Linked DNA regions of Homo sapiens: regions 2, 3 and 4 are each linked to region 1. Evidence: chromatin contacts called from ENCODE Hi-C or POLR2A ChIA-PET data. All regions are on one chromosome and are shown on one strand. The core of a region is the stretch at or near the end of the contact, and the rest is flanking DNA. Distances in the headings are between cores, read along the strand shown. Region 1 holds the start of PHLPP2 (PH domain and leucine rich repeat protein phosphatase 2). Region 2 overlaps ZFHX3 (zinc finger homeobox 3). Region 3 holds the start of EXOSC6 (exosome component 6). Region 4 holds the start of AARS1 (alanyl-tRNA synthetase 1).

The links. A loop is a pair of places that touch in the nucleus more often than their neighbours do. ChIA-PET counts read pairs that join two places held with the same protein, here RNA polymerase II (POLR2A). Pooled maps may share reads with other maps.
Region 2: a loop to region 1 is called in a map of CD8-positive, alpha-beta T cell, with 30 times the contacts of the local background. The contact joins the enhancer-like site here to the promoter of PHLPP2 in region 1. A Hi-C loop is called at or near these places in 1 of 168 maps with a recorded cell type or tissue (CD8-positive, alpha-beta T cell) and 4 of 50 pooled maps. POLR2A ChIA-PET finds 5 or more read pairs at or near these places in 1 of 52 experiments (activated T-cell).
Region 3: a loop to region 1 is called in a pooled map, with 3 times the contacts of the local background. The contact joins the promoter of EXOSC6 here to the promoter of PHLPP2 in region 1. A Hi-C loop is called at or near these places in 4 of 50 pooled maps. POLR2A ChIA-PET finds 5 or more read pairs at or near these places in 2 of 52 experiments (activated B cell and activated CD8-positive, alpha-beta T cell).
Region 4: a loop to region 1 is called in a pooled map, with 3 times the contacts of the local background. The contact joins the promoter of AARS1 here to the promoter of PHLPP2 in region 1. A Hi-C loop is called at or near these places in 3 of 50 pooled maps. POLR2A ChIA-PET finds 5 or more read pairs at or near these places in 3 of 52 experiments (MCF 10A, activated B cell and activated CD8-positive, alpha-beta memory T cell).

Annotation. Positions count from the first base shown.
Region 1 is chr16:71,721,882-71,726,775 of GRCh38, reverse strand. PHLPP2 (PH domain and leucine rich repeat protein phosphatase 2) reads left to right here and starts at 2,075. Exons shown (of 19, transcript NM_015020.3): 1 at 2,075-2,447. RefSeq lists a silencer at 2,502-3,471 and an enhancer at 3,237-3,738.
Region 2 is chr16:72,784,133-72,789,067 of GRCh38, reverse strand. ZFHX3 (zinc finger homeobox 3) reads left to right here. Exons shown (of 10, transcript NM_006885.4): 10 at 220-4,935. The coding sequence ends at 1,904. All of the region lies in intron 3 of ZFHX3-AS1 (ZFHX3 antisense RNA 1), which reads right to left. Among named protein-coding and RNA genes, the nearest start is that of ZFHX3-AS1, 120 kb to the right of the region's middle. RefSeq lists an enhancer at 1-550. Within about 2 kb of position 1,452, at least 22 of the 41 ENCODE cell types and tissues checked have a DNase peak (open chromatin) inside an H3K27ac peak, as active enhancers do.
Region 3 is chr16:70,250,533-70,255,457 of GRCh38, reverse strand. It overlaps EXOSC6 (exosome component 6), which reads left to right and starts at 3,518. Exons shown (of 1, transcript NM_058219.3): 1 at 3,518-4,925. The coding sequence starts at 3,558. The coding sequence ends at 4,376. It overlaps AARS1 (alanyl-tRNA synthetase 1), which reads left to right. Exons shown (of 21, transcript NM_001605.3): 17 at 724-837; 18 at 1,420-1,539; 19 at 1,658-1,744; 20 at 2,077-2,190; 21 at 2,552-3,160. The coding sequence ends at 2,737. RefSeq lists enhancers at 1,977-2,477, 3,112-3,301, 3,342-3,391 and silencers at 3,772-3,861, 3,992-4,311.
Region 4 is chr16:70,287,290-70,292,502 of GRCh38, reverse strand. It overlaps AARS1 (alanyl-tRNA synthetase 1), which reads left to right and starts at 2,997. Exons shown (of 21, transcript NM_001605.3): 1 at 2,997-3,082. It also overlaps a transcript of DDX19B not described here. RefSeq lists a silencer at 3,652-3,781.

The sequences.
Region 1 (4,894 bases), core at 826-3,325:
TTGGATCTTAAATCATGGGAACCATTAAAGGTAGTTACATCATAAATTAGCCCCTGAAACTTTTGGGCGGATGGGTTTTTTTTTTTATGTTTTCCCTTTTGAAAGAGGAACTACTGTTGCCAGAATGAAGAAGTAAATAGCAATGCTTATGCCTACTATCCCTTTAATTAAACAATTATTCACCACTGCTGTTCCCCAGCATGAGCTGAAACTTTAGTTCTGCAACAAGATCTTTCCTTTTTGTGTAGTCAGTCAATAAAGAGCTTCTACTCATGAAATCTGGAAAAGGTAATGTATAATGCCTCAAGAAACAGACTCTTACAGCCAGGTGTGGTGGCTCACACCTGTAATCCCAGCATTTTGGGAGGCTGAAGTGGGCGGATGGCTTGAGCTCAGGAGTTCGAGACCAGCTTGGACAATATGGTGAAGCCCCATCTCTACAAAAAAAATGCAAAAAGTAGCCAAGCGTAGGGTGGTGCTCACTTGTGGTCCCAGCTACTGGGAGGCTGAGGTGGCATGATCACCTTAGCCCATGGAGGTTGAACCTGCAGTGAGCTATGATTGTGTCCATACCGTACTCCAGCCTGAGCAACAAAGCGAGACCCTGTCTCAAAAATAAAAAAAATATAAAAGGCTTTTGAAAAACACTTTTTTTTTTCCTTGAGACAAGAGTCTCCCTCTGTCACCCAGACTGCAGTGCAGTGGCGCGATATCTCGGCTCACTGCAACCTCCACCTCCCAAGTTCAAGTGATTCTCCTGCCTCAGCCTCCTGAGTAGCTGGGCCTACAGGCTCGTGCCCCCACACTGCCTAATTTTTGTATTTTTAGTAGAGATGGGGTTTTGCCATGTTGGCCAGGCTGGGTTCAAACTCCTGACCTCAGGTGATCTGCCCGTCTTGGCCTCCCAAAGTGCTGAATTACAGGCATGAGCCACTGCACCCAGCCAGAAACACTTGTTCTAAACCACATTTTTTTCTTATCACTGCTTGCCTGCCCTTGTTAAAATTTGCTTCTGTCTCCATATTGGTGCCTATTGCTTATATACCAGTTTTCTTGTTGGGAGAAATTACCCAGTAAGCACTGAAATGGGAATCCAACTACTTTGAGTACCTTTCCTGAAAATAATTTCAAGGTGGAAGGAAAATCCAGGAGGTGGATGACCTAAGAGTTTTCTCCCACCTTAAACCAGACTCACAGTGACAAATCGTTTTTAATGCATTAAAATGAGGCCAAGAAATGAAGATTACTGGAGATTGGAATTTTGGTATATACAAAGCTAACTTGTGAAGGGAGAAAGTAGGTCAGAAAGGGGTCGGAACCTGCAAGAGCCAAATTTGGTCCTGGCATTTAAAATATCTCCAAATGGATACATATCTCAGATGGGGGACACAGACTGCTCTGTTAAATCTAAAAGTCTTGTACTAAGCCTGCAATTATTCTAGACATACAGTTAGTCTGAATGAGGCAAACTGAAGCAATGGATAATAGGGACAAAGGGTCCTGCTTTGTCACCCAGGCTGGAGTGCAGTGGCACGATCTCGTCTCACTGCAACCTCCGCCTCCCGGGTTCAAGCGATTCTCCTGCCTCCACCTCCCAAGTGGCTGGGATTACAGGCGTGCGCCACCCTGCCCAGCTCATTTTTTTGTATTTTTGGTATAGACAGGGTTTCGCTATGTTGGTCAGGCTGGTCTCGGACTCCTGGCCTCAAGTAATCTGCCTGCCTTGGCTTCCCAAAGTACTGGAATTACAGTTCTATGAAAGTGAAGAAATTACTGTTTTTTGCTGTCTAATTCCTTACAAGTTGCTTGAAGATTCAACACCCTATGTATGAGGGGAAGCCCTAAAAATCTGGAAGTCTAGAAGCCTTCCTAGGAAAATTTAGGAGGAATCGACAGAGTACTTTTCGAGAAACCGATTGGATCTTCAATTTAGAATTTTGGAATTATAATGGCTACTATGGATCCCCACTATACGTTAGGCACTTTGTATGCACTAAATCTTCATCATAACTACTTGGCAGATTTTAATCTCTTTCTCACAGCTTAAGAACGAAAGGCTTAGATCAAGTAACTTGCACAGGGGTATAGATCTAAAGAAGGGCAGAGGGGAGATCTGGAAACAGGCTGGCTGACTCCAAATTTGGCCCATTGGCAACAAAACTACTATCACTGCGAGAACGAAAAGAAAAACAAAACAAAGAAAAGAAAAGAAGTTAACTTTTAAAAGTTTTTTTCTGAATCAGCCTTGCAAATAAATCATAAACCGGGTCACAGGCCATATTACTGCTTGAAGCAGAGCACCGAATTCTGATAATTTTGCTCCAGGAGGAGGCAAGGGAATTAAAACATGGCTGGGAGGTGAGCGGACGTTTTGTACGAGGTTGGGTTGAATTTGCTTAAGAAGGTCGCACGCATCTCTGATAAGGAAGAGAAAAGGCCTTGCCAAGGTGAGTATTCTCAACAGTTCGTTCAACGGCTTGGCAGGTGAGGGAAGTTACAAGAGCCACCCTGGCGGAGGGCAGCGTCTTGTCACAATTGACAGGTGCCGGCGCCACCTGCTTCTTTCTCCCGCGGGTTTCTTAGAGGGCGGGGAAAGCAGCAAATACCCCTCCTTGCGCTCTAGTCCTCCAAGCCTAGGGCGGCGGGCAGTGGAGGCCCAGCGCTCTGCGGTGGTGCCAGGTTCCGCCACGCGGGCCGCGGCCGGAATGCGGCTCGGTGGCGCCCGGGCCACTCGGCGCCGGCAGCTGCTTAGGTCCAGCGGGGCTGCGGGAGGGGCGGAGCTGGCGAGCCGCCGGAGGGGCGGAGCCGGCGGGCCGCGGGGGGCGGGGCCACCGGTTGCTCGCGCGCGCCGCCGAGGCTCCGCACGCCGTCGCGCGGGCCGGGCGTCTCTGTGAATCCTGGGTCGCCGATGGGGGAGGTGGAGCCGGGGCCCGCGGGCCCGCTGGAGCCCCCGGAGCCGCCCGAAGCGCCCGCGAGCCGCCGGCCGGGAGGGATCCGGGTCCTGAAGGTGAGGAGGCGGATGGACCAGCGAGCGAGCGAGCGGGCGAGCGGGCAAGCGGACTAGGGAGGGAACGAGGGAGGCTAGAGGCCGCTGCCGCCCCCGCCCCGCGCAGTGGCTGAGGCAGTCGGCGGCCCCCGCCCGGCGTCAGTCAGTCGGCCGCCCCACACCCGGCTGGGGACGCCGAGGCCTCCGCGCCGCGCCCGCGTCCAGGCCTCGGCGCCTCGGTACCCCGCTGCTGCCCATCCCTGGCCGCGCGCCGCCCGCCTCGCAGGCCCACGCCTTTGGGCTGCGGGTAGCCGCCGCCCACCCGGACCCTTCGCCGCCCCTGCTTGCCTCGCCGCGCTCGGGGCCCGGAGGCCGGCTCCGGAGGGCTCGGAGGGCCGCCGGTTCCTGGCACAGGAGCGGGGCTGGAAGTACGCAGGGCTTTCTCCCCTCCCGGACACCTGAAGACATCACCCCAGCGGGAGGATGGCAGCGGCGATTGGCCGGCGCCGCGGAGGGTTCGGGGCCAGGCCGGGTGGAGCCGGCTCCTCTGCCCTCGGGGCTCGCTACCCGAGGTGCCAGCCGGCAAGGACGACCCGCCCAGCTTGGAGAGAGAATCCCCGCTGGAGCTGCGTCGCGGGGACTTGCTGGGCGTGTTGCGGAAGGGAGGAGGGGCCGGGCCGAAAGGGGCATTCCTGCTCCCGGGAGCGGGGCCGACTGCCGAGGGAGACGGAATGGGGGAGCCGTTATGCAACAGGCAGCTAGCGGGGCTTCTTGGCAGGAATTGGGGGAGTGGGAGGATATGAAAACAGATGTAGGCAAGAGGGGAGTGGAACCTTGAAGGTGATGAGAAGTAAGTTTACGAAGGAATGCACAAGGTAGGGTGGCGATAGTGGGGAGGAGAAGATGGTTAAAGGGAGGGGTTGTGGGAGGCTGACTGGGTGGAGTTTTTTACTAGCATTTGAAAGAGTTGCAGAGAAATTTTTCTGTAGGTCAAATACGTAAACTAGGTGTCCTTCCGCAGGTGGAATGGAATTCCTTCTAGAGTTCTACATGAGGAATTCAGGATATGAAACTTGCCCAGTAGAAGGATGGAAAGGAAAGAAAATTTAAATTTGATGTGTTTCAAAAATACATTGCAAAACAAAACGTATGATGTTAAAAATCCTTTAGTAGTTTATTGGGATTGAGGTTCAGCAGTATTTACATGTTATGAAGGTTAGTACGATGTTACAAAGATGGGAACACGGAAAAACAATAATAGAACCCAGTGAATCCATGGAACAACGTAAACTAGAACTCTGTAAAATATAAAACATTTTTTGTGCTACTGCCTCTCAGTTTTTTTTCTTTTTATTTATTTTTTGAGACAGGGTCTCACTCTGTCACCCAAGCCTGAGTGCAGTGACTCGATCTCTGCAACCTCTGCCTCCAGGGTTCAAGCGATTCTCCTGCCTCAGCCTCTTGAGTAGCTAGGATCACGGGCACCCGCCACCACACCCCACTGATTTTTTTGTATTTTTAGTAGAGACAGGGTTGCGCTATGTTTCCCAGGCTGGTCTTGAACTCCTGATCTCCAGTGATCCGCCCGCCTTGGCCTCCCGAAGTGTTGGAATTACAAGGATGAGCCACCACGCCCGGCCTCATACAGTTTTGTTAAGTAGCTGAGTGGTTGAATTGTGCCAAGTGATGCTGGAAAAGAAGTATTACAGTAGAATACTCTGAATTGGGAAGAGTCATCTCCCACTCATTTTTCTCTGAAGACCCTTCCAAAACTTCATTCTTTTTTGTAACTCTTTTATACCTAATACCAAATCATGAACATTATTGTCAGATAATACAGATATTCTTCAAAAGGCTAATATAACTAAGCCAGTCTAACTTAGCCAGACTAGATCCAGTTCCATCTAT
Region 2 (4,935 bases), core at 203-2,702, 1.1 Mb before region 1:
GGAAGTATGGGAGCTGACCTAGGACTGAGTCCTCATTAGAATACAAGGTTGTCCAGCCCTGAGCCTGGTGGGATACTTCTGTTGGAAATGTTCGTTTTGAGAGGATCCTTCAAGCCTTGACATCTCAAACTGTGTGCCAGTGACACCGGTAAAACGTCTTGAGCTTCAGCCCTACCCCTGCCCAGACTGACCGGTGATTTCTGTCTCCATTCCTTTCAGCTTTAACGTCTCCTAAGCCGAACTTGATGGGTCTGCCCAGCACAACTGTTCCTTCCCCTGGCCTCCCCACTTCTGGATTACCAAATAAACCGTCCTCAGCGTCGCTGAGCTCCCCAACCCCAGCACAAGCCACGATGGCGATGGGCCCTCAGCAACCCCCCCAGCAGCAGCAGCAGCAGCAGCAACCACAGGTGCAGCAGCCTCCCCCGCCGCCAGCAGCCCAGCCGCCACCCACACCACAGCTCCCACTGCAACAGCAGCAGCAACGCAAGGACAAAGACAGTGAGAAAGTAAAGGAGAAGGAAAAGGCACACAAAGGGAAAGGGGAACCCCTGCCTGTCCCCAAGAAGGAGAAAGGAGAGGCCCCCACGGCAACTGCAGCCACGATCTCAGCCCCGCTGCCCACCATGGAGTATGCGGTAGACCCTGCACAGCTGCAGGCCCTGCAGGCCGCGTTGACTTCGGACCCCACAGCATTGCTCACAAGCCAGTTCCTTCCTTACTTTGTACCAGGCTTTTCTCCTTATTATGCTCCCCAGATCCCTGGCGCCCTGCAGAGCGGGTACCTGCAGCCTATGTATGGCATGGAAGGCCTGTTCCCCTACAGCCCTGCACTGTCGCAGGCCCTGATGGGGCTGTCCCCAGGCTCCCTACTGCAGCAGTACCAGCAATACCAGCAGAGTCTGCAGGAGGCAATTCAGCAGCAGCAGCAGCGGCAACTACAGCAGCAGCAGCAGCAAAAAGTGCAGCAGCAGCAGCCCAAAGCAAGCCAAACCCCAGTCCCCCCCGGGGCTCCTTCCCCAGACAAAGACCCTGCCAAAGAATCCCCCAAACCAGAAGAACAGAAAAACACCCCCCGTGAGGTGTCCCCCCTCCTGCCGAAACTCCCTGAAGAGCCAGAAGCAGAAAGCAAAAGTGCGGACTCCCTCTACGACCCCTTCATTGTTCCAAAGGTGCAGTACAAGTTGGTCTGCCGCAAGTGCCAGGCGGGCTTCAGCGACGAGGAGGCAGCGAGGAGCCACCTGAAGTCCCTCTGCTTCTTCGGCCAGTCTGTGGTGAACCTGCAAGAGATGGTGCTTCACGTCCCCACCGGCGGCGGCGGCGGTGGCAGTGGCGGCGGCGGCGGCGGTGGCGGCGGCGGCGGCGGCGGCGGCTCGTACCACTGCCTGGCGTGCGAGAGCGCGCTCTGTGGGGAGGAAGCTCTGAGTCAACATCTCGAGTCGGCCTTGCACAAACACAGAACAATCACGAGAGCAGCAAGAAACGCCAAAGAGCACCCTAGTTTATTACCTCACTCTGCCTGCTTCCCCGATCCTAGCACCGCATCTACCTCGCAGTCTGCCGCTCACTCAAACGACAGCCCCCCTCCCCCGTCGGCCGCCGCCCCCTCCTCCGCTTCCCCCCACGCCTCCAGGAAGTCTTGGCCGCAAGTGGTCTCCCGGGCTTCGGCAGCGAAGCCCCCTTCTTTTCCTCCTCTCTCCTCATCTTCAACGGTTACCTCAAGTTCATGCAGCACCTCAGGGGTTCAGCCCTCGATGCCAACAGACGACTATTCGGAGGAGTCTGACACGGATCTCAGCCAAAAGTCCGACGGACCGGCGAGCCCGGTGGAGGGTCCCAAAGACCCCAGCTGCCCCAAGGACAGTGGTCTGACCAGTGTAGGAACGGACACCTTCAGATTGTAAGCTTTGAAGATGAACAATACAAACAAATGAATTTAAATACAAAAATTAATAACAAACCAATTTCAAAAATAGACTAACTGCAATTCCAAAGCTTCTAACCAAAAAACAAAAAAAAAAAAAAAAAGAAAAAAAAGAAAAAGCGTGGGTTGTTTTCCCATATACCTATCTATGCCGGTGATTTTACATTCTTGTCTTTTTCTTTTCTTTTAATATTAAAAAAAAAAAAAAAGCCCTAACCCTGTTACATTGTGTCCTTTTGAAGGTACTATTGGTCTGGGAAACAGAAGTCCGCAGGGCCTCCCTAATGTCTTTGGAGCTTAAACCCCTTGTATATTTGCCCCTTTTCAATAAACGCCCCACGCTGATAGCACAGAGGAGCCCGGCATGCACTGTATGGGAAAGCAGTCCACCTTGTTACAGTTTTAAATTTCTTGCTATCTTAGCATTCAGATACCAATGGCTTGCTAAAAGAAAAAAAGAAATGTAATGTCTTTTTATTCTCAGGTCAATCGCTCACACTTTGTTTTCAGAATCATTGTTTTATATATTATTGTTTTTTCAGTTTTTTTTTTTTTTTTTGTTCCAGAAAAGATTTTTTGTTTTGTTAACTTAAAAATGGGCAGAAAGTATTCAAGAAAAACAATGTGAACTGCTTTAGCTTTCTGGGGATTTTTAAGGATAGCTTTTCTGCTGAAGCCAATTTCAAGGGGAAAAGTTAAGCACTCCCACTTTCAAAAAAAAAAAAAAATAATAACCCACACACACAAAGAGTGTTGAGGACTTGTAGCTTAAAAAAAATAAGTTTTAAAAACTGACTTTCTGTATTTATGATAGATATGACCATTTTTGGTGTTGAGTAGATTGTTGCATTGGAAATGAACTGAAGCAGTATGGTAGATTTAAAAGGAAAAAAAAAAAAAAACCTTTTGTGTACATTTAGCTTTTTGTATGGTCCAGCTGACAGCTCCTCATTTGATGTTGTCTTGTTCATTCCTAGCAGATGATAGATTGCAATCCGTTGATTCGCCTAAGCTTTTCTCCCCTTGTCCCTTAATTCCACTTTCTCTTTCTTGTCCCTTAATTCCACTTTCTCTTTCCTTCTCCCACCTCCCGTCCTATAATCTCCCACTTAAGGTAGCTGCCTTCATTTCTTAGAGGGAGCTGCAGAATTATTTTATAAAACTAAAGAAAGAATTTCAAGGGATTCTAGGGGTCATTAGGATCCTCACAGATTATTTTTGGTTGGGGAGTTGAAACTTTTTAAAGGCATATAATTCTAGTTACCTGTGTCTGTTAGCTTTGTGCATTTATTTTTTATTTATCCTTCTTTTGGCTTTTTTTTCTTTGTACCCCTTCTTTTCCTCCTTGTTTGGTAGGAGCTTCAAATATTCTTTTTTTTTCTATACTAAAGGATTTGTTTCCATTTGTGTAATTGGCTGTGTACTTTTCTTTTCTAAAAAAAGTTTTTGGTTAGGGATTTGGTTTTTGGTTTTGTGTTTGTTTTTTCTTTCCTCTCTCAGAAAAAAAAATTTCATGCTTTAAATAAAATCCAAAGACACACCCTTTCACTGCTGATGCAGAAAAAAGGGAAAGGGTTCTTGTTACTTGAGAATTTGTTTCTGATTTAAACAAACAAGACTTAGTTTAATAAAAGAAAGAGAAAAACAAAAGATTCCCAGGTTGTTATGTGCTTCTTCTGCAAGCAGAGAGGCAAATGTTAATGACAATTCCATATACCAAAAGACACATTTTTTACTTCAAAGTTTTGTCCTTGTGTTAGGCAGTCTGAGCAGCGAGTGATCCAGAGCGCAGCCAACAAAGCAGCAGATAGCAGTGTACAGAAAGCAAAAAAGGAACTGTATGTGAGGCACTTGTTTCTGTTAATATCCATATTCCTGTTAACACACACCCTTTCTCATGTAAAAAGAAAAATAAATAAATGGTCTGAACTTTGAAAACTTTGTGCTGCTAAAACATAGATTTTGGAGACAAATAAATAGATGCTTTGCTGTTTCACTTTCATAGCTAAACATCAACAGAAACCATCTCCCCTTGCCCCCAAAGTGTGAAATCCTTCTTCCCTTCGTTTTCTTCCTTATGTTTCAAAAGGGAACTTTGAAGACTGTGAATACAGGTTCCATTGGTCACCTTTCGGGCTTCTTTCCCCAGTGCTGAAGCCACTCATCGACTTTGCAAAAGACTGGAGCATTCCAAGATCTGAAAATGGATTTTTTTTCTTTTTTTCTTTTTTAGCCGGGACTATTTTATTTTTATGAATTTGTTTTTAGTTTAATGAAATAGTAGATCCTGAAATGTTGTACATATTTCTAACTAGGCTGATGCACAGTGCAAATTCCTTTTTTAATTGTTTTTTTTAAGTAGAAATACTAAAGAAAGAATACCATCTAACTATTCATACCAGTATCCAGTTGTAGCATAAGGTGTCAAAAGCAAGTACGCAAAACATTTACTGTTTTAACAAGCTATTTCCTTTTAACAAGAAATCTTGTATTTCTTCCTGTGTTTGAGATGAACATTTTTAAATTTTAAAGTTGTACAGTTTTTTGTTTTCCATTATTTTATCTTGTTTGTAACTCTATGAAATATATATATATATATTTTTTGCCATTTAACTGTTGTATGTTACTCTGTGTCTGTACCATATAGAAAAAAAATTGTTTTTGTTTTTGGTTCTCTATGTGATATCAGTTAACAATGTAACACTAGCTTTACCTGTCAAATTCTGCTAGGTCTTCTCTGAAAACGTTGTTTTTAAAAATGATATTGCTTGGTAATAGTGCAATTTCTATCCTTTTCCCTCCCCCCTCAACTTTTAAGTTCTTTTCTTTATAATTTTGCTGCCCCCTCCCTGATGGTTTGGGTTTTTGTTTTTGTTTTTGTTTTTTTTTTTCATGGAGCTACTATGCCATCCTCCCTCTGTGAGGCAGAGTGACTGTCAGTGTTTTGTTATGCCATGCCTTGAGCTGTGGGTGTTTGGCGACAATAAGGTGGTTGAATAGATTGGCTGAGC
Region 3 (4,925 bases), core at 2,269-4,768, 1.5 Mb after region 1:
GGGAGGCCGAGGCGGGTGGATCACTAGGTCAAGAGTTCGAGACCAGCCTGACCAACATACTGAAACCCTGTCTCTACTAAAAATACAAAAATTAGCTGGGTGTAGTGGCGCGCGTCTGTAATCCCAGCTACTTGGGAGGCTGGGGCAGGAGAATCACTTGAACCTGGGAGGCAGAGGTTGCAGTGAGCCGAGATCGCACCACTGCGTTCCAGCTTGGGTGACGGGGCGAGACTCCGTCTCCAAAAAAAAAAAAAAAAAAAAAATGTGAATCTGGCCATCTACCCCCTCCTGTCTCCATGTGGAGGAGGGTAAGACATAGATTCGCTGTGGCATCGGGGCCCCCAGCGCTGATCCATGTACTCCTAGGGGCGTGCTTAGTCTGAGGCCGTGCAGTAGAGGATGGGTGCTCTTTCATGGGAACTGGTGTGTCTGACTTGTGCTAAAGCCCCAGGGGTGGCCACTTCCTGGGGGAAGGGGCTCCTGATTCTCGAGCTTGATCACCCCTGAGTCTGAGTTGGGTGCAGCCTTTGCCAATGGGCCTGTGAGCACTGTGCTCCTTGCTGGGGCCTGGGGCTGCCAGCACCTACTCCCCACAGACACTTTTGGGGTGTTGGGGTATGTTGCTGCAAGGCCTACCGCCGGGGCTTCCGCAGCTGCTCAGACACAGGATAGTGAGTCTGACTCAGACCTCCTGCTTGGGGTTGACCCGGTGTCCCCTCCCAGGCCCTCAGGAAAGCAGAGAGCTTGAAGAAATGTCTCTCTGTCATGGAAGCCAAAGTGAAGGCTCAGACTGCTCCAAACAAGGATGTGCAGAGGGAGATCGCTGACCTTGGAGAGGTAGGGGCGGCTTCCCTCCCTCCGTCCTCAGGGCCTGGTGCATGAAACATGCCCCGTCTTCAGGAAATCATCTGTAGTCAGTCAGGCCCTGGTTCTTGGTGGAATGGGCCTTTGGGCTGACTTCTGTTGTCCTGTAGCCTTGTAGCAGGGACCCCATGGATCCTGTCCTTGGACCCTGGACATTCCCTGCTGCTCCCAGTGCTGCTAGCAGGAGAGCTCTTCCCAAGCATGTATGGGCACTGGGGTGGAGGGATTTGGGGAATGGGCTAAGGCTGGCCCCTGCTTCCAAGCCTGCCTGGTATTTATTTGCATTTCAAGCTGCCAGGAAGCTTATCACAGGCTGTTCCCAGCCTGGTAAGGACCGGGCCTGATTTGGGAGCCCAGCTTTCTGCTGCTCCTTTCTCTCTAGCCCTGCTTGTTTCACCTGCCACAGCTGCTCCTAAAGGGACTGGTCTCAAAGCTTTCCTTGCTTTCCTTTCCAGGACACTAGTCAGGGAGGACTTGGGTTCGGGTGGGGTGGGCTGGACCCTGACATCCCAGCAAGTTGTGGCCCAGATTGAGATGGTCGTCTATTGGTTCCAGGCCCTGGCCACTGCAGTCATCCCCCAGTGGCAGAAGGATGAATTGCGGGAGACTCTCAAATCCCTAAAGAAGGTCATGGATGACTTGGACCGAGCCAGCAAAGCCGATGTCCAGAAACGAGTGAGTCCTGGCAGCACCAGTGGCCAGAGTGTTTCCTAGGCAAAGGCTGGCAGAACAGCCAGGGGTTCGGGGCCTGGGCTTTTGGTCTGAGCTGCTGTTCTGGACTTTTTTCTTGCAGGTGTTAGAGAAGACGAAGCAGTTCATCGACAGCAACCCCAACCAGCCTCTTGTCATCCTGGAGATGGAGAGCGGCGCCTCAGCCAAGGCAACCCAGGGGCCAGGGTCCCCTCCCCTAGGGCTCATCAGCTCTCTGGTGGCTGACATGTGGCCTCTGTGGCTCTGAGCGAAGTGGTTGCCTAAGGGCCCACGGTCTGGGATTGAGATTGGGAGGAGCAGCAGCTCCCTGCATGTGGGAGGCATACCTGGGCCAGGGTAGGGGCAGGGCCCGGCGCTGGGGTCCTCCCCACAGGCCCTGGGCACAGCCCCTGCTCTGGGAAGGGGTAGGGGTGGGTGGCAGGCCTTCTGAGGGCTGCAAATGCTCACACTAGTGAGGGTCCCTGCTCCAGCACCGTGGCCTGAGCCAGGTCCTCCCCACAGGCCCTGAATGAAGCCTTGAAGCTCTTCAAGATGCACTCCCCTCAGACTTCTGCCATGCTCTTCACGGTGGACAATGAGGCTGGCAAGATCACGTGCCTGTGTCAAGTTCCCCAGGTCAGCACCACCTCGCACCAGTGGGAAGTGTTAGGTCTTAAGGTTGTTGGCTGAGGCCTGTGTGTGTACAGCCTGCATTCGAAACAGCCTTTCTGCCCACCGGTTGGTTACCTTTGCCAGTACCCCTTACCCAGGCCTTCTTATTGGTGAAGACATCTGGTTGATACCTGGCTTTGCCACTCTGTCCTGTCCTGGCAGTGGCCATGGCCGCCCCCTGTACCAGCCGTAAAGTCTGTCTCGGCCTCCAGCAGTATCACCCAGGGCAAGGAGTGGGTGATGGCTCCTCCATCCTTTCTTTCCCTGCATTCCTCCCTCAATCCCATCTTCTGTGCTGACTCCCCCTTCCCTTCCTGTCTTCTAGAATGCAGCCAATCGGGGCTTAAAAGCCAGCGAGTGGGTGCAGCAGGTGTCAGGCTTGATGGACGGTAAAGGTGGTGGCAAGGATGTGTCTGCACAGGCCACAGGCAAGAACGTTGGCTGCCTGCAGGAGGCGCTGCAGCTGGCCACTTCCTTCGCCCAGCTGCGCCTCGGGGATGTAAAGAACTGAGTGGGGAAGGAGGAGGCTCCCACTGGATCCATCCGTCCAGCCAAGAGCTCTTCATCTGCTACAAGAACATTTGAATCTTGGGACCTTTAAAGAGCCCCTCCTAACCCAGCAGTAACTGGAACACACTTGGGAGCAGTCCTATGTCTCAGTGCCCCTTAAATTTCTGCCCTGAGCCCTCCACGTCAGTGCCATCGGTCTAGAACCACTAACCCCGCATTGCTGTTGATCGTCACGCTCGCATCTATAGATAACGGCTCTCCAGACCTGAGCTTTCCGCGTCAGCAAGTAGGAATCGTTTTTGCTGCAGAGAATAAAAGGACCACGTGCAATACTTAATGCCGCATGATCTCTATCCCTCTTCCCAATAGGGGCTGGCTCTTTTGACAGCCTTTGGCGTCTGTAGAATAAATGCTGTGGCTCCTGCTGGCTGCTGTGGTGTTCACCTAGTCCAGCCCCAGAACCCAAAATTTTGGGAACAGCCCCTAGGGCTGCCTCAAACGTCTGTGGAGGTGGAGGCCAAATAGGTGGGGTGACTTGGAGCAAGGCGTTCATAATTCAGTAGATGAGGGGTGGAGGTAGTTGGAAGCAGAGAAGCCTTTCTTGGAGCTGCTCTCCCCCCTCCCTTCCAGCAAGATGGATGGATCCGGCTACCCTGCACAACTGGGACCGGGCCGTTCTCCCTCCGGGCCTCCAGGGGCGCTGTAGTGCCTCCCGCCGCTCTCTCGACAGCCCATGCGCAGCCGCGCGTCTTTAAACAACGGAAGAACCAGTGGATGCGGCAGGGCGTTGGGCGGAAGGGGTTCGCACGCCAAGAACCGCCATGCCTGGGGATCACCGCCGCATCCGCGGCCCTGAAGAATCGCAGCCGCCGCAGCTGTACGCGGCCGACGAGGAGGAGGCGCCCGGCACCCGCGACCCAACGCGGCTACGGCCCGTGTACGCGCGCGCCGGGCTGCTGAGCCAGGCCAAGGGCTCGGCCTACCTGGAGGCGGGAGGCACCAAGGTGCTGTGTGCCGTGTCGGGCCCGCGACAGGCCGAGGGCGGCGAGCGCGGCGGCGGCCCGGCCGGAGCAGGCGGCGAGGCCCCGGCCGCGCTGCGCGGTCGCCTGCTCTGCGACTTCCGCCGCGCACCCTTCGCGGGCCGCCGGCGCCGCGCTCCCCCGGGCGGCTGCGAGGAGCGTGAGCTGGCGCTGGCGCTGCAGGAGGCGCTGGAGCCGGCTGTGCGCCTGGGCCGCTACCCGCGCGCGCAGCTCGAGGTGTCGGCGCTGCTGCTGGAGGACGGTGGCTCGGCCCTGGCCGCCGCGCTCACCGCCGCCGCGCTCGCCCTGGCCGACGCGGGCGTGGAGATGTACGACCTGGTGGTGGGCTGCGGCCTCAGCCTCGCGCCGGGGCCCGCGCCCACCTGGCTCCTGGACCCCACGCGGCTCGAGGAAGAGCGCGCCGCCGCCGGCCTCACCGTGGCGCTCATGCCTGTGCTGAATCAGGTGGCCGGGCTGCTGGGCAGCGGCGAGGGCGGCCTGACAGAGAGCTGGGCGGAGGCCGTACGCCTGGGCCTCGAGGGCTGCCAGCGCCTCTACCCCGTGCTGCAGCAGAGCCTGGTGCGGGCCGCCCGCCGCAGGGGCGCCGCCGCCCAGCCCTGAACCAGAAGCCTGAGCAACTACGGACGCAAGCCGAGGACCGTGCTGCCGCCGTCCACGAAAAGACCCGCGCCATCGGCCTCCAGTTTGCGTCGAGAATTCCTGGAAGGGCCCTGATATGACTGTGGTTGGACTGACCTGACTGCCAGATGGTGGGACTTGGTCTGGAGCAGGGACTACTTGGAATGATAAAGGCAAAACTCAACAGCCCCTGGAGCTGCGCTTGTGGTGGAGCTGGACCCTGAAATTACCTGGACCTTTTTTTTAGAGACAGGGTTTCTTTCTGCAGTCTCAAACTCCTAGCCTTGATTGATCCTCCTGCCTTGGCCTCCCAAAGTGCTGGGACTACAGGTGCATGCAACCACACCTGGCTAATTTTCTTTTCTTCTTTCTTTCTTTTTTTTTTTTTTTTTTTTTTGATGGAGTCTTGTTCTGTTGCCCAGGCTGGAGTGCAATGGTGCAATCTTGGCTCACTGCAACCTCTGCCTCCTGGGTTCAATCCATTCTCCTGCCTCAGCCTCCCAAGTAGCTGGGATTACAGGCACATGCCTC
Region 4 (5,213 bases), core at 1,748-4,247, 1.4 Mb after region 1:
AGACTTTTGGGCCTCAATTACAATTTCTTTCTTTTTTTTGTTTTAAGAGACAAGGGGGCCGGACGCGATGGCTCACGCCTGAAATCCCAACACTTTGGGAGGCCAAGGCAGGCGAATCACCTGAGGTCGGGAGTTCAAGACCAGCCTGGCCAACATGGCGAAACCCTCATCTCTACTAGAAATAGAAGAAAAAAAAATAACTGGGCGTGGTGGTGGCGCCTGTAATCTCAGCTACTCGGGAGGCTGAGCCAGGAGGCAGATGTTGACATGAGCCGAGATCATGCCATTGCACTCCAGCCTGGGCAACAAGAGTGAAACTCTGCCTCAAAAAAAGGAAAAAAAAAGAGAGAGAGACAAGGGTCTTGCTTTGTTGCCCAGGCTGGAGTGCAGTCGCGAGATCTCAGCTCACTGAAGCCTTCAGCTTCTGGGCTCCAAGTGATTCTCCTTCCTCAGCCTCTTGAGCAGCTGGGACTACAGGCGAATGCCACCACGCCTAGCTAATTAAAAAGAATTTTTTTTTTTTAACAGAGTCTCACTATGTTGCCTAGGCTGGTTTCAAACACTTGGGCTCCATTGATCCTCCTGCCTTGGCCTCCCAAAGTGTTGGGATTACAGGTGTGAGTCTCTGTGCTGGCCTACAATCTCTCTTAATGGGTGAATAAAAAATTCTTATTTATTTATTTATTTATTTTGAGACAAAGTCTCGCTCTGCGGCCCAGGCTGGAGTGCAGTGGCCTGATCTCGGCTCACTGCTAGCTCCGCCTCCCGGGTTCACGCCATTCTCCTGCCTCAGCCTCCAGAGTAGCTGGGACTACAGGCGCCCGCCACCACGCCCGGCTACTTTTTTTGTATTTTTTAGTAGAGACGGGGTTTCGTCGTGTTAGCCAGGATGGTCTCAATCTCCTGACCTCATGATCTGCCTGCCTAGGCCTCCCAAAAGTGCTGGGATTACAGGCATGAGTCACCACGCTAGGCCAAAAAATTATTTTAATCTGTTTATAATTATTTTATTAATGAAGGTACTATCCTAGTAACAACTCTGGCAGCAGAACTAAATTATTGAGATTACAACCTGTATTATTTTATTCTGAAAGTACAATTCATACATACCTTTTGGCTTTCTATTTTAAGTGTGGTGGCTTAGAAGTCTGACTCATTTCCCAGATTGTTTAAGCTAAATATATGTTATTTAGGGCACTGTGGATCAGAATAAACACTTGTGTCTCCTGGTTTTGCCCTCAGCTGTGTTACTTAACCTCTCTCTCTGCCTTATTTTACTCTGTTAAAAGCAGATAGTAGTAGTAACTCATGATAAGGTTGTGAGGATTAAAAGCTTAGATTGGTGCCTGCTGTATACTAAGTGCTCAATAAATGGTAGGTTTGATGATTACTATTTGTGAGCAGCTATGAAGTGGGAAAGTAAATCAAATGATTTATGTTTTTACTGGCTTTTGGGCTTGACCTTCTTTTTGTGTAGGATGCTCTTTTTGCATAAAAAGTAGTATTTTTCTGTATTGTCTGTAACTTGAGTTATGACCAGCAGCACAATTTATTACCCGTGTATTTGGATATATCAGATGATGGAGGTAATAGTGCAGTGGTTAAGAGCATGGGCTTTGGAGTTAAATAGACACAGGTTTGGATCCTGTCTCCACAACTTACTATTGGGTGTGAACTTGTGCAAGGTAATTTCCTCATTTGTAAAAAGGGGACTCCAGCTGACCTCATACACAGTTTAAAAATCAAATGAAATAAGCATGTGAAATGTTTGATGCAATGCCTCACGTATAAATACATACATATTTTTCAGACAGGGCCTCGCTCTGTCGCCCAAGGAATGCAGTGTCACGATCAGGGCTCACTGCAGCCTCAACTTCCTAGGCTCAAGTGATCCTCCCACTTCAACCTCCCAAGTAGCTGGGACTACAAGCATGCGCCACTATGCCTGGCTAATTTTTATTTTTTATTTTTTTTTTTGAGACGGAGTCTTGCTCCGTAGCCAGGCTGGAGTGCAGTGGCGCCATCTCGGCTCACCGCAACTTCCGCCTCCCGAGGTCAAGGGATTCCCTTGCCTCAGCCTCCCGAGTGGCTGGGACTACAGATGCGCGCCCGGCTAATTTTGTGTTTTTAGTAGAGACGGGGTTTCACCATGTTGGCCAGGATGCTCTCGGTCTCCTGACCTCGTCATCCGTTGGCCTCAGCCTCCCAAAGTGCTAGGATTACAGGTGTGGGCCACCGCGCCCGGCCTTTTAAAAAATTTTTCGTAGAGACAGGGTCTAGTTATGTTGACCAGGCTGGTCTCCAACTCCTGGGTTCAGGTGATCTTCCCACCTTGGCCTCCCAAAGTGTTGCAATTATAGGCGTGAGCCACCGCACCTGGCATGTATATATGTATATGTATATATATATATTCACCCTCCTCCCCCAGGCCTATAAATATTAACTTTTTTTTTTCCAAAGGCAAATCGAGGACCAGATGCTGATCCAATCGTACCTGAACTACTGATGTTATTTCTTCCACACCAAATTCAAGGTCTCCCCCGGACAAGTGTAACCATGGGCACAATGTCAGACTCTTTGAGGGCTGTGTATCACTCAGCAACTAAAATAAACAACTATAGCAAGATATGTAACCTCTACCAAACACGTTACCGTCTCCCCTTTTTAACTATGTCAATTGTGGTGTTAGGACTTTGCCTATGGAAACCAAAATGTCGACCTCCGGGAGCCGGGGGCGGGGGGGGGCGGGGGGGGCGGGGGGGGGTCTAACTCGATCATGTGACGCACCCCATCCCACCTTTTCTCGCAGTTGCATCAGCCAAGTTAGAGCCGCCTTCCCAGGAATCCACTAATGAACGGATTCGTCCTCAGTTTGACTGGCATGTTGGTTGACCAATAATATCTCATGAGGTAAGGCGCGGCGGGGCACTTTCCGTCGGCGCGCTCTGATTGGACGGAGCGTGGCGGGTTGTGGTAGGTCGTGGTCTGAGGCCGGTACAGCTGCGCGTCTGCGGGAATAGGTGCAGCGGGCCCTTGGCGGGGGACTCTGAGGGAGGAGCTGGGGACGGCGACCCTAGGAGAGGTAGGCCGCCCTCGGAGAGCTCTGCGGTGCTAGGAGAGCGGCTGGGCCCGCAGACTGGGGGGAAAGCTCCGCAGCCGCAGTGGGCCCCAGGATCAGGCCCCGCGTGGCCTGGAGAAGCCCAGTCTGGGCTGGAGCGGGAGCTGGACAGTGTGGCCTTGCGTTCGCCCCCGGGAGCGCTGCGAGTGTCGCGGCCTCGGGTGGATTTGCTGAGCACCAATACCTCACGGTTGCCAACCTGGGGTTTTAGCTCCCTTGGTTTTAATCCCCTAGGGGCGGGTGGGGGCACGGGAGGAAGGATGGGCCAGCTGGGTGCAATCCTGCTGTAAGCCAGCCATTCCTTGATTTCTTAAAATTAACTAAACAGCTGATGCCGGTCCAGGCGCACCGAGACCGTCATCTTAAGCTGTTCTGTAAAACAGTTTGTATTTCTCGGTGTGCTTTGAAGCATGTGAGTTAATTCCGAACTTGGTGTTAAAGGATTAGTATACCTGATCACGAAATACGTATTTAGCAGCCACTGTACTAGATGCTGAGGATGTGCTGTAATAGCCCAGGGCCAGGCGCGGAGGCTCACGCCTGTAATCCCAGCGCTTTGGGAGGTCGAGGCGGGCGGATCACCTGAGGTCAGGGGTTCGAGACTAGCCTGGCCAACATGGTGAAACCCCGTCTTTACTAAAAATACAAAAATTAGCCGAGCGTGGCGGCGCGCGCCTGTACTCTCAGCCACTCCGGAGGCTGAGGCATGAGAATCGCTTGAACCCGGCAGGCGGAGGTTGCAGTGAGCTGAGATCACACCATTGCACTCCAGCCTGGGTGACAGAGGGAGACTCCGTTTCAAAAAAAAAAAAAAAAAAAGAGCCCAGAACAGTCGTTGCTGCTGGGATGGAACTGACAGCCTGATGGGGGAGGCGCACATTAAACAATCCATGAAGCGCGTATGGAAATTATGAAGGGAAACACTTGAGGCTGTGAGACAGTAAAAGAGGGGGAGCCTTATCAAGAAGGGGAAGGCGGCCGGGCGCGGTGGCTCACGCCTGTAATCCCAGCACTTGGGGAGGCCGAGGTGGGCAGATCACGAGGTCAGGAGATTGAGACCATCCTGGCTAACACGGTGAAACCCCATCTCTACCAAATATACAAAAATAGCCGGGCGTGGTGACTGGCGCCCGTAGTCCCAGTAGTCCCAGCTACTCGGGAGGCTGAGGCAGGAGAATGGCGTGAACCCGGGAGGCGGAGCTTGCAGTGAGCTGAGATCGCGCCACTGCACTCCAGCCTGCGCAACAGAGCGAGACTCCGTCTCAAAAAAAAAAAAAAAAAAAAAAGAAGAAGGGGAAGGCTGTCTTAAATAAGTGTCTTGGCCGGGCGCGGTAGCTCACCCCTGTAATCCCAGCACTTTGGGAGGCCGAGGCGGGCAGATCGCCTGAGGTCAGGAGGTCGAGACCAGCCTGACCAACATGGAGAAACCCCGTCTCTACTAAAAATACAAAATTAGCTAGGTGTGGTGGCACATGCCTGTATTCCCAGCTACTCAGGAGGCTGAGGCAGGAGAATCGCTTGAAGCCGGGAGGTGGAGATTGCGGTGAGCCGAGGTTGCGCACCATTGCACTCCAGCCTGGGCTACAAGAGCGAAACACCGTCTCAAAAAAAAGAAAAAGTGTCTTTACGTTTGTTGTTGTTTGAGTCAGGGTCTCACCCTGTTACCTAGGCTGGAATGTTTTGGTGTGACCATAGCTCACTGCAGCCTCAAACTTATGTGCTCAAGCGACCCTTTGGACTCAGCCTCCCGAGTAGCTGGGTCTGCAGGTGCACACCACCACACCTGGCCAATTAAAAAAAAAATTGACCTCCCAGGCTCAGGTGTTCCCATGTTGCCCAGGCTGGTCTTGAATTCCTGGCCTCAAGCAATCCTCCTGTTTCAGCCTCCCAAAGTGACAGAGCGAGACCTGTGTGTAAAGCCTGGGTGACAGAGCGAGACCTGCCTCAAAAAAAAAGTTGAAACAGGTCTCGCTTTGTCACCCAGGCTGGAGTGCAATGGCATGATCTCGGCTCGCTGCAGCCACCGCCTCCCAGGTTCAAGCAATTCTCCTGACTCAGCCTCCCAAGTAGCTGGGATTACAGGCGCCCGCTACCA